Linked DNA regions of Homo sapiens: region 2 is linked to region 1. Evidence: chromatin contacts called from ENCODE Hi-C or POLR2A ChIA-PET data. All regions are on one chromosome and are shown on one strand. Each heading gives the region's core, a stretch centred on a gene start or an enhancer-like site at or near the end of the contact. The rest is flanking DNA. Distances are from core to core; before and after follow the strand shown.

Region 1 (5,557 bases), core at 1,659-4,158:
AGTCCACACCACAGGACCCAGCAAGGCACCTGCCTGCCCTCTCAGCCCCAGAAGAGGGGCAGACCCGGGCCAGAGCGGGAAGCTTGGATTCTGGGCCGGCCTCATCTCCCATGGCTTATGAACCTGAAACTTCTGTGTGTCCTAGGACGTGACCTGCCTAATGGTGATGAGTGAGAACAGCGACCAACAGTTATTTCACGTTCCCTGCCCGGGGCTGGAACTGCCACAGCTTCCCAGACATCTCTCCTGCAGCAGCCGGAGGGAGCAGGAGCCATTAGCTCCGTTTCACAGATGAAGAGGCCAAGATCTAAGCAGTAAATCCCAGAGCCCAGAAGACCACGCGTGCATGTTGAAAGCCAGGCCATACCCCACCACACATGGGCCTCCAGGGCCCCCTTGCAGAGCTGATGTGGTGCCGCACAGCCCACCTGTTGAGCTCAAAGCTCCGGCAGGCTCTCTCGGACCCCGCAGGGGACTGCACTTCCTGGTAGGAAGCATCTCCCGAGTCTGGGGCACAAGAGGCCTGGCTGGGGGTGCGAGCCCTGGTCAGTGCAACCAGGGCCCCAGGTAAAGACACAAAGGGCCTGACAGGTCCTGCAGCTGGCCAGCCAGGCACTCACCATCCCCGCGCCGGGCACAAGCGCTGCTGCACTCATCGCCTGAGCTCCCTGTCCAGCCAATGCCCAGCATAGAGGTCGGAGGCCTGGCCCGATCATGCCCAGAGCCACGCCGGCCACCTCGCCCCCATCACCTCGCCCCCATCACAAATGCAGAGACTCCGGCACATTCATCTGGACTCCGGCTCAGCGGCTCAGCCCTCTCGGCTCCCTTTCCTTCCCACTTCCAGAAATATCAAGTCAACCTGCTAATGCCAGGATGGCTGAGAAGACCTAGGGCTCAGCTGCCAGGAACCCTGCACAGGCCACACCTGCTCGGCCAGAAATACCACCTTCCCCAGTGGCCTCAGTGTATGACCTCGTTTCTCAGTGGCACCCGGGGGCGGCTGCACCAGCCTCCCCGAGGCGCCACAGTGGAAGCAGAATGTCACCCAGGGTGGGGAGGAAGGGCTGAGAGTGGCTGACCTCCCACTCCCAGGTCCCTGGACCGCTCTGCTCCTGTCTTCTACCTGTGCTGGCAAGACGAGAGGTGCCAGGGTCTCAATGCCAATGTCTCTGGGCTCTCGGATCCGAGGCCAGGGCCAGGTGCAGAGGCAGCGGTAGCCCGGGACCCGGAGAAGCTGGAGCTGCTGTTCCCATCCAGCAGAGCCCCGAGCGAGCAGGTAGCAATCCAGCCTTGGAAGATGGTCATCGGACGCACGAGCTCCTGGCTTGGGCGAGCAGCCACAGCCATTCATAGAGGATGAATATGGCACAAGACAAACACAGTGGGAAGTTGGAGAACCTGGGTCTCAGCCCTGGGCCTGCCCCCCATTCTCAGTGGTACCCACAGCCTACACCCATCCCTGCGGTTGTGCCCTCAGGGCCTCCGAGGAGCACTGGCCCACCCAGAGCGACGCTGATCTCGCCCGTTTCATTCAGACGTGACATCTATCAGATGCTCACCCTGTACCTAGGACTATGCTGAGACTGCCACCCAGGCCTCACCCAGGCCCTATAAGAAAAAGACTGGGCCGGGCGCAGTGGCTCACACCTGTAATCCCAGCACTTTGGGAGGCCGAGGCGGGTGGATCACGAGGTCAGGAGATCAAGACCATCCTGGCTAACACAGTGAAACCCCGTCTCTACTAAAAGTACAAAAAAAGTTAGCCGGGCATGGTGGCGGGTGCCTGTAGTCCCAGCTACTCGGGAGGCTGAGGCAGGAGAATGGCGTGAACCCGGGAGGCGGAGCTTGCAGTGAGCCAGAGATTGCGCCACTGCACTCCAGCCTGGGCGACAGAACGAGACTCCTCTCAAAAAAAAAGAAAAGAAAAGAAAAGAAAAAGACTGTGATGCCTGTTACGTGGCTTGGAAAACTGGGGCTTGGGAACGAGGAAGCCCTCGCCCAAGGTAAGTAGCCTGGAAGTGCCCATGTGAGTGTCCACCCAGCTTGCTCAGGCCCAAAGCTCCTACAATAAAATAATGCCTCCATCCTAGAGAGCAGGGCTATGTGCAACAGAGAAAGGAAAAGGCAGGCCGGGCACGGTGGCTCACGCCTATAATCCCAGCAGTTTGGGAGGCCAGACTGGGAGGATTGCTTGAGCCCGGGAGGTCAAGGCTGCAGTGACCTATCATTGCACCACTGCACTCCAGCCTGGGGGACAGAAGACACGCTATCTCAAAAAAAAAAAAAAAGAAAAAAGAAAGAAAGAAAGAAAGAAAAGAAAAAGGCCAGGCGCGGTGGCTCATGCCTGTAATCTCAGCACTTTGGGAGGCCAAGGTAGATGGACTGCTTGAGCCCAGGAGGTCAAGGCTGAGTTATGACTGCACCACTGACTGCACTCCAGCCTGGGCGACAGAGCGAGACTCCATCTCAAAAAAAAAAAAAGAGAGAAAGAGAGAGAGAGAGAGAGAGAGAGAGGGAGGGAGGGAGAGAGAGAGGGAGGGAGGGAGGGGGAGAGAGAGAGAGAGAAAGGAAAGAAAAAGAGGAAGAAAGGAAGAAATAAAGAAATAAGGGTAAAACCAAACAAAAGAAAAACAAAAACAAAAAAACAAAAAACCCACCACCCTGGATGCGATCCTCCAGCAGACACCAAGAACTGAGCCTCTCTGCCTGGCCTGAGGACCCAGCCCGCTGGCCTCTGCCCCACAGCCTCACACAGCCAGGCTGTACCAGAGCAAAAGGTCTATCAGCAACTCATACCACAGCGGGGCCCAGGCAGGGTTTACAGCTGTGGCAATGCCTCCTGCATGTTTTCCTGTCACTAGCTAAGACAGCCAATGGGCCTAGAAAAGCAGGGGCGCGTCCTCAATGCTGACTGAGAGGCACTGCCACAGGGGGCGGTGTCAGACCTGCCTTGCCTGTCTGCTTCTCCAACTAGTAAATGGGTGTGCCTGCAAGACCATCTAACACAGGGACTGCTTAGGAATTAGGGAATTCCTGCAGCCTGTGCAACATGTCAAAACTCCTTCTCTACACAAAATATAATAATTGGCCAGGTGCAGTGGCTCACGCCTGTAATCCCAGTACTCTGGGAGGCCGAGGTGGGTGGATCACCTGAGGTCAGGAGTTCGAGAGTAGCCTGGCCAACATGATGAAACCCTATCTCTACTAAAAATACAAAAAAATTAGCTGGGTGTGGTGGTGGGTGCCTGTAATCCCAGCTACTCAGGAGCCTGAGGCAGGAGAATCGTTATGAACCTGGGAGGTGGAGGTTGCAGTGAGCCGAGATCGCACCACTGCACTCCAGCCTGGGTGACAAAGCAAGACTCCATATCAAAAAAAGAAAAAAAAATAGTGTCTTTGCAGATATAATTAAGGATCTTAAGATGACATTATCCTGAATTTAAGGTGGACTTAATAAGAGAAAGGAGTGTCCTCATAAGTAAAAGGAGCGGCCGGGTGTGGTAGTTCATGCCTGTAATCCCAGTACTCTGGGAGGCCAAGGTGGGCAGATCATCTGAGGTCAGGAGTTCGACACCAGCCTGGCTAACATGGTGAAACCCTGTCTCTACAAAAATTAGCTGGGCATAGTGGTACGGGCCTGTAGTCCCAGCTACGGGGGAGGCTGAGACAGGAGAATCGCATGAACCCAGGAGGTGAAGGTTGCAGTGAGCTGAGATCACGCCACTATACTGCTGCATGTGCAACAGAGCAAGACTCCATCTAAAAAACAAACAAACCAAAAAACTGACACTCCTGGCCGCTGGGGCCAGCCCTCAAGGAGCTCCAGTGTAAAGGCCAAACACTCAACTCCCCAGGTCCCAGACCCCCAGGGGATGGTCCAGAACTGCATCCCTGCACCCACAGCTGGGTGGCAGTTGGGGACGACACCTGGGTCTCTCTCCAACTCAGGGCAGGAAGGCGCTGTCGGACCAGGAAGCTGGAAGGGGGCCAGAGGCTGAGCCCTGCAGATACAAACTGACTGGAGGAGCAGGAGGAGCTCATCCGGGCCAACCCCCGACTGCCCGAGTCCAGCAGACAGGTTAGTCCACCCCCATGAGCTCAGCTTGCCAAAGAGCCTAGACTGGGATCTACGTGGCAGGCTTTATACACGCGGCGGCAGCTAACACCACCCGCCCACTCACAACCAGCCAGGCACGGAGGCTCATCCTCAACACGAATCATCTCCTTTACAATGTATTCATCCTCTTTTGCAGGTAAGGAAACTGAGGCTCGTTTGTTCACTGACACATGCCAGGCCCTGTTAAGGACTGTGGGGTTCAGCTATAGAAGGAGAGACAAAAATCCCTGCTCGCATGGAACTCACATCTTGGCAAAGAAAGAGTGACAATGAAATAAATCGCTATATGTAATATGTTCAAAGGTGACGTGCGACATGGAAAGAAGAAAGAAAGGAAAGGGGACAGGGAGTGGCAGTTGAAGGGGGCAGGTGTATAGTTTATTTTTTTTATTTTTTTTTTTGAGACAGAGTCTCACTGTGTTGCCCAGGCTGGAGCGCAGTGGCACAATCTCGGCTCACTGCAACCTCCGCATGCCGAGTTCCAGTGATTCTCCTGCCTCAGCCTCCTGAGTAGCTGGGATTACGGGTGCATGCCACCATGCCCAGCTAATTTTTGTATTTTTAGTAGAGATGGGGTTTCACCATGTTGGTCAGGCTCGTCTCAAACTCCTGACCTCGTGATCTGCCCGCCTAAGCCTCCCTAAGTGCTGGGATTACAGGCGTGAGCCACTGCGCCTGGCCTACAGTATTTTATAAAGAGGCCAAAAGCTGAGTGCAGGTCAGGTACGCTGGCTCATGCCTGTAATCCCAGCACTTTGGGAGGCCAGGGCAGGAGGATCACTTGAGCCCAAGAGTTTGAGGCCAGGCTGGGCAACATAGTAAGACCCTTATCTCTACAAAAACTTTTAAAAACTTAGCCGGGTTAGGGGGCCAAGGAGGGCAGATCACAAGGTCTTCAAGACTAGGAGTTCAAGACTAGCCTGGCCAATATGGTGAAACCCCATCTCTATGACAAATACAAAAGTTAGCTGGGCATGGTGGCGCATGCCTGTAGTCCCAGCTCCTTGGGAGGCTGAGGCAGGAGAACTGCTTGAACCCGGGAGGCAGAGGTTGCAGTGAGCTGAGATCGCACCACTGCACCCCAGCCTGGCGACAGAGTGAGACTCCATCTCAAAAAAAAAAAAAAAAAAAAGTCCAATTAAAGGTTGTGGAAATAATTCTGTGAAGGTAATGATGGCTTAGACAAATGGGTCAGCAAACTACAGCCGATAGGGCAACTCTGGTCTACTGCCGGCTTTTGAACCGACTAAAAATGGCTTTAACTTTTGTTTTATCTTTTAAAAAATACATGACGTTTTTACCTTTTTAAGCGGATGGAAAAAAAAAATCAAAGAAACCTATTTCATGATATGTGAAAATTAAATTCAAATTTTGGTGTCCATAAATAGAGTTGTATTGAACACGCCATGCTCACTGGATGTCATCTGTGGCTGCCAC
Region 2 (5,557 bases), core at 1,175-3,674, 1.6 Mb before region 1:
CGGCTTCCTGTGTCTTTCTTCATTCCCAAAGAATTATGTTTCCACTTTATTTAAACCTTGCATTGTCTCTGCAGCCAGAAGGGGAGGTATGTACATGGGGGTAGGCCGGGGCACAAAGCCTGTTCCTAAGACTAACTTGGGACCAAGGAGCCCTGAGGAGTTGGGGCACGGGCTCCACAGAAACATCTAGGCTTCGGTAACCAATGCACAGTGACGCTCCCATGTTGACTTAAAAAGCAGATAAAAACAACCAAACAAAAAGTCCCTACCATTGCACCCCTGTAGTAGGCCGTTGTGATCGTCCGAAACCGTTCCTGACCGGCTGTGTCCCTAAACATGAAGAGAAGGGATATTAGCAACATTAAAGGAAAATAACTGTCCTCAGTAGGAGACAAGGAGCATCTACCCGGGATGCCTGGCTTTCTCACCGTTCAGCCACTGTGATACCTTCTTCTGCTAAGGCAGCACCTTCTAATCTCCCTATTATTACAGGGAAGGACACTGTGGCCTGGAGGGGTCATTTGATGTGGCAGAGCCATGATGGGATCCCTGACCCATGCGCCTTCTCCTCTTCTGCACCTTTGCTTCCAGGGAATTCTCCCTGGAGTTTCTGGTTCACAGAAGAGCCAGTCATGTGGCTCAGGAACATAGCTCTTGCTGTTGAGGGTGGCTGGGACTCAGGAAAAGCTTTCAGGCCTGCCATCTTGGTTTGAATGATGGGGAAAGTCCCTCCTCATCTGCATGACAAGGAACACAGGGCCTATTGCCCGGGAGGTGATGCCTGGGTAAGACATACCCATGCCCAGTCCAGCTCCTGGCTTGAAGGGTACTTAGTGTTTGGTTTAAAGGTAGGTAACCTAACTGGCCGGGCGCAGTGGCTCACATCTGTAATCCTAGCACTTTGGGAGGCCGAGGCAGGTGGACCACCTGAGGTCAGGAGGTTGAGACCAGCCTGGCCAACTTGGTGAAACCCCGTCCCTACAAAAAATACAAAAATTAGCCAGGCATGGTGGCACGTGCCTGTAATCCCAGCTACCTGGGAGGCTGAGGCAGGAGAACTGCTGGAACCCAGGAGGTGGAGGCTGCAGTGAGCCGAGATTGCACCACTGTACTCCAGCCTGGGTGACAGAGCAAGACTCCGTCTCAAAAAAAAAAAAGGTAACCTAACTGGCCTGGTGCAGTGGCTTACATCTGTAATCCCAGCACTTTAAGAGGCCGAGGCGGGTGGATCACCTGAGGCCAGGAGTTCGAGACCGGCCTGACCAACACAATGAAACCTCATCTCTACTAAAAATACAAAAATTAGGCGGGCATGATGGCGTGGATCTGTAGTCCCAGCTACTTAGGAGGCCGAGACACAACAATCGCTTGAACCTGGGAGGTGGAGGTTGCAGTGACCTGAGATCGTGCCGCTATATTCCAGCATGGGTGACAGAGTAAGACTCTGTCTCAGGAAAAAAAAAAAAAAAAGCCAGGCGTGTTGGCTCACTCCCGTAATCTCAGCACTTTGGGAGGCTGAGGCCAGCAGATCACCTGAGGTCAGGAGTTTGAGATCAGCCTGACCAACATGGTGAAACCCTGTCTACTAAAAATACAAAAGTTAGCCAGGCATGGTGGCAGGTGCCTGTAATCCCAGCTACTCGGGAAGCTGAAGCACGAGAATTGCTTGAACCAAGGAAGTGGAGGTTGCAGTGAGCTGAGATCATGCCACTGCACTCCAGCCTGGGTGACAGAGTGAGACTTTGTCAAAAAAAAAAAAAAAAAAATTAAAGGTGACCTAACTGATTGGTGACAGAGCCAGGGCAAGACTCAGGTCTTTTGTCTCCAAGCCCAGGGTTCCTCCCACGGCCCTGCTGGGACCCGGAGGGCTCTATACGTCTGGATTGTGCAGAAACACCTTGCTTGGAGCTAAGCTGACTTTCTGACACCAGCAGCAGGAGACATGAGTGGTTAAAAACAGTCATTTTTGCCAGGTGCGGTGGCTCACGCCTGTAATTCCAGCACTTTGGGAGGCCGAGGCGGGTGGATCACCTGAATTCAGGGGTTCGAAGCCAACCTGGCCAACATGGCGAAACCCCGTCTCTACTAAAAATACAAAATTAGCCGAGCGTGGTGGCAGGCACCTGTAATCCCAGCTACTTGGGAGGCCGAGGCAGAAGAATTGCCTGAACCCAGGAGGCGGAGGTTGCAGTGAGCCAAAATCGTGCCACTGCACTCCAGCCTGGGCAACAAGAGCAAAACTCTGTCTCAAAAAAACAAAGAAACAAAAAAAAAAACCAGTCATTTTTTTTTCAACTACAGTCCTTAGAAGAGTTTTGAGTCACTAACCTCACCACGATTGCTAAGAGCAGAAGCAGGAAGGCAGGAGGAAAGTGAAACTTCTGCTTGCTGATGCAGTGTCACTTTGGACTTGGGAACAAAGGGTGACATGGCACCAACGTGCTGGAAGTGGAGAAACTTCCATGGCTTGGAACTTACAAGGCAGCCAGAGCTTGACTTACTACCAATGTCTGCAGGATGAACTGCAAGTTAAACCTACCCGACTCCCAAAGTCAGATTAAGAGGTGAACAGTAGGGCCGGGCGTGGTGGCTCACGCCTATAATCCCAGCACTTTGGGAGGCCGAGGTGGGTGGGTCACCTGAGGTCGGGAGTTGGAGACCAGCCTGACCAACATGGAGAAACCCCGTCTCTACTAAAAATACAAAATTAGTTGGGCGTGGTGGTGCATGCCTGTAATACCAGCTACTTGGGAGGCTGAGGCAGGAGAATCACTTGAACCCGGGGGGCAGAGGTTGCGGTGAGACAAGATCGCGCCATTGCACTCCAGCCTAGGCGACAAGAGCGAAACTCCGTCTCAAAAAAAGAAGAAAAAAAAAGAAGAGGTGAATAGCACCTGGAGTCAAGGGTAGCTGTGGGGCTCCCTGAAACTGGCAAGTGGGGGTGACCGGTCAAACTTTGAGACTTGAGGGAGGATGACTTCGTGGCCCATCTCCTGGCACACTGCTCCCACTCAAAGGCACTTGCCTGGTTTGGGTGACAGGGAAATTGCACCATGCTCTTAAATGTGACTTCTCTTTGTTTTGCTCAGGGCCAGTGACTCTGTGCGAGTGGCATGTGTGCAGGGCAGGACCCCACTATACCCGCCACCTGAACTCAGTCTCAGCAAACTAGAATCAGGCCAGCGATGGCGACTTGGAGTCTCCCCACTTCCCTAATTGTATGTGCATGGGAAGTCACCCTTAGTTCTCAGGAATGGAAACAGGTCTCAACATGGGGCCCGGCCCTCCGCTTAATTTCGGTTTGGGGTTTCGGTCTGTACGCTAGGAAGGGAGGCCAGGCCTGCCCCAGGGGAGAAAAGAGGAAGTGAAGTTGGACCTTTATGCTTCTGAGTGGGTTGAGAGGCTCAAAAGGAAACTCTCGGCTGGGGCATCTCACAGTCCCTGCAGGCGTCACCAGCACCTGGCACTGAGAGGGCTCTCTTCCCGTTCAACAGAAGCAGCCCACTCTGAAGGCCAGACCCAGATGGTGCCCACTGTGGAACACTGAGCTAGCCAGGGCTGGGCAGCTTTGTGCCTATGATGCTGTAGGCCCTGGTGCCCTGCAGCCAGCAGAGGACAGCTCTCTGGGCTGGGTATAAACCTCCAGGAGCTTCTGGAGAAAGCCCCATGTGCCAGGACTGGGCACCAAGAAATGGAGGCCAAGGTCACAGGGACGGTGGAGGGAGAAGGCCAAGGGCTTCTGGCTTGAAGCCATTGCCAGGTGGAGAGAATGACAGAGAACAATGACTCTTACCATATCTGCAGTTTAATTCTCTTGCCATCGAGCTCTATGGTCCTAATTTTAAAGTCAATTCCTGAAAGAAAAAAGAAAAAAGGCACGTCACTGTCAGCCCATTTCCCAAGTTGTGTCTGAGCTGGGCGCCACCAACCTGTGCAGGTGACAGCTGTTGTGGCTTACGGAGACCCTGCCTGGTGCTGGGCATGCAGGATGTCGGAATATCCAGATCTGGAAACACTTGGAGATATTTTCCCTCTCCAAGAGCTGATGGGAGCAGTGCAGAGCAAACCCAGGGGGCGCGGGTGGCAAAGCCCTGCTCTTGTCCCTTGCTGCCAGCTGAACCCGCCTCCCCACCCCAGGCAGTTGTACGGAGTGGGTCTCAACAGAGCCCTCTGCAGGCCTGAGTCCCTTGCTCCCCAACACCCTGCAGCTGACCAACCCCCAGGCACACAGGGCCTTAGGCCCCACCATGCGTCAATGCACATGGTCACGTTCTCTCCTGCCCCCAGCTTTTGTACATGCTATTCATTTTCTGCGGGTGGTCTGTGTCCCACTGGCCCGTCAGCTAGGCACACTTCTCCTCCTTTAAGGCCCCCTTGAAGATCACCTCCTAACAAGCCTTCCTGACCCCATCTTCCTTGTCTCTCACCTCCCGCTTTCATCCCCTTTCCCCACGGTGACCTCGCAGCCACCTTGATGTTCCCCAGGCTCCCACTGTTCACCCGCAGTCCCCTCCCCAGCCTTCAAAAATATAACCCTAACCATGTTACACAGCTAACCTCTGCTCCAAACTTACTTTCTTTTTTTTTTTTTGAGATGGAGTCTCGCTCTGTCGCCCAGGCTGGAGTGCAGTGGCACAATCTTGGCTCACTGCAGCCTCTGTCTCCCAGGTTCAAGTGATTCTCCTGCCTCAGCCTCCCGAGTAGCTGGGACCACAGGTGCCTGCCACAATGCCCGGCCAATTTTTGAGTTTTTAGTAGAGATGGGGTTTCACCGTGTTGGCCAGGCTGGTCTCAAACTCCTGACCTCAAATGATCTGCCTGCCTCAGCCTCCCAAAGTGCTGGGATTATAGGCATCAGCCACCGCACCCGGCCCTCTGCTCCAAACTTTCTAGTATGTCCACCAACAGATGAATGGATGAACAAAATGTGGTCCAACCATACAACAGAATATGACCCAGTCATAAAAAGGAACGGAGTACTCATCCATGCTATACAATGTGGATGAACCTTGAAGACAGGATGCTGAGAGAAGCCAGACACTAAAGGTCACTTAGTGTGAGATTCCATTAACAGACATGTCCAGCATAGGCTCATTCATAGAAACAGAAAGCTGATTAGCAGTTGTCTGGGGCTGGGGGGGCACATGGGGAAACTGGAAGGGTTGGTATCCTTTTTTTTTTTTTTTTTGAGATGGAGTTTCTCTGTCACCAGGCTGGAGTGCAGTGGTGCGATCTTGGCTAGCCTGGAGTGCAGTGGTGCGATCTTGGCTAGCCTGGAGTGCAGTGGTGCAATCTTGGCTCACTGCAACCTCTGCCTCCCGGGTTCAAGTGATTCTCCTGCCACAGCCTCCCAAGTAGCTGGGACTGCCGGCACGCGCCACCATGCCCAGCTAATTTTTCTATTTTTAGTAGAGACAGGGTTTCACCATGTTGGCCAGGCTGTTCTCGATCTCTTGACCTCGTGATCTGCCCACCTCAGCCTCCCAAAGTACTGGGATTACAGGCGTGAGCCACTGTGCCACCGTGCGTGCCTGGCCTTGGGTTGGTGTCTTTTTGG

What was found. A loop is a pair of places that touch in the nucleus more often than their neighbours do. ChIA-PET counts read pairs that join two places held with the same protein, here RNA polymerase II (POLR2A).
Region 2: a map of posterior vena cava shows a loop between it and region 1 (5-fold over the local background). The contact joins two enhancer-like sites. A Hi-C loop is called at or near these places in 1 of 168 maps with a recorded cell type or tissue (posterior vena cava). POLR2A ChIA-PET finds 5 or more read pairs at or near these places in 1 of 52 experiments (H1).

The regions. Positions count from the first base shown.
Region 1 is chr19:14,548,907-14,554,463 of GRCh38, reverse strand. All of the region lies in intron 1 of TECR (trans-2,3-enoyl-CoA reductase), which reads right to left. It also overlaps a transcript of DNAJB1 not described here. Among named protein-coding and RNA genes, the nearest start is that of NDUFB7, 20 kb to the left of the region's middle. RefSeq lists an enhancer at 2,284-2,783. Within about 2 kb of position 2,908, at least 23 of the 41 ENCODE cell types and tissues checked have a DNase peak (open chromatin) inside an H3K27ac peak, as active enhancers do.
Region 2 is chr19:16,116,523-16,122,079 of GRCh38, reverse strand. RAB8A (RAB8A, member RAS oncogene family) reads right to left here. Exons shown (of 8, transcript NM_005370.5): 2 at 3,794-3,854; 3 at 270-330. HSH2D-AS1 (HSH2D and RAB8A antisense RNA 1) reads left to right here. Exons shown (of 2, transcript NR_199156.1): 2 at 1-241. Among named protein-coding and RNA genes, the nearest start is that of RAB8A, 7.4 kb to the right of the region's middle. RefSeq lists enhancers at 1,957-2,006, 2,427-2,476, 2,957-3,016, 3,177-3,266, 4,397-4,646. Within about 2 kb of position 2,424, at least 15 of the 41 ENCODE cell types and tissues checked have a DNase peak (open chromatin) inside an H3K27ac peak, as active enhancers do.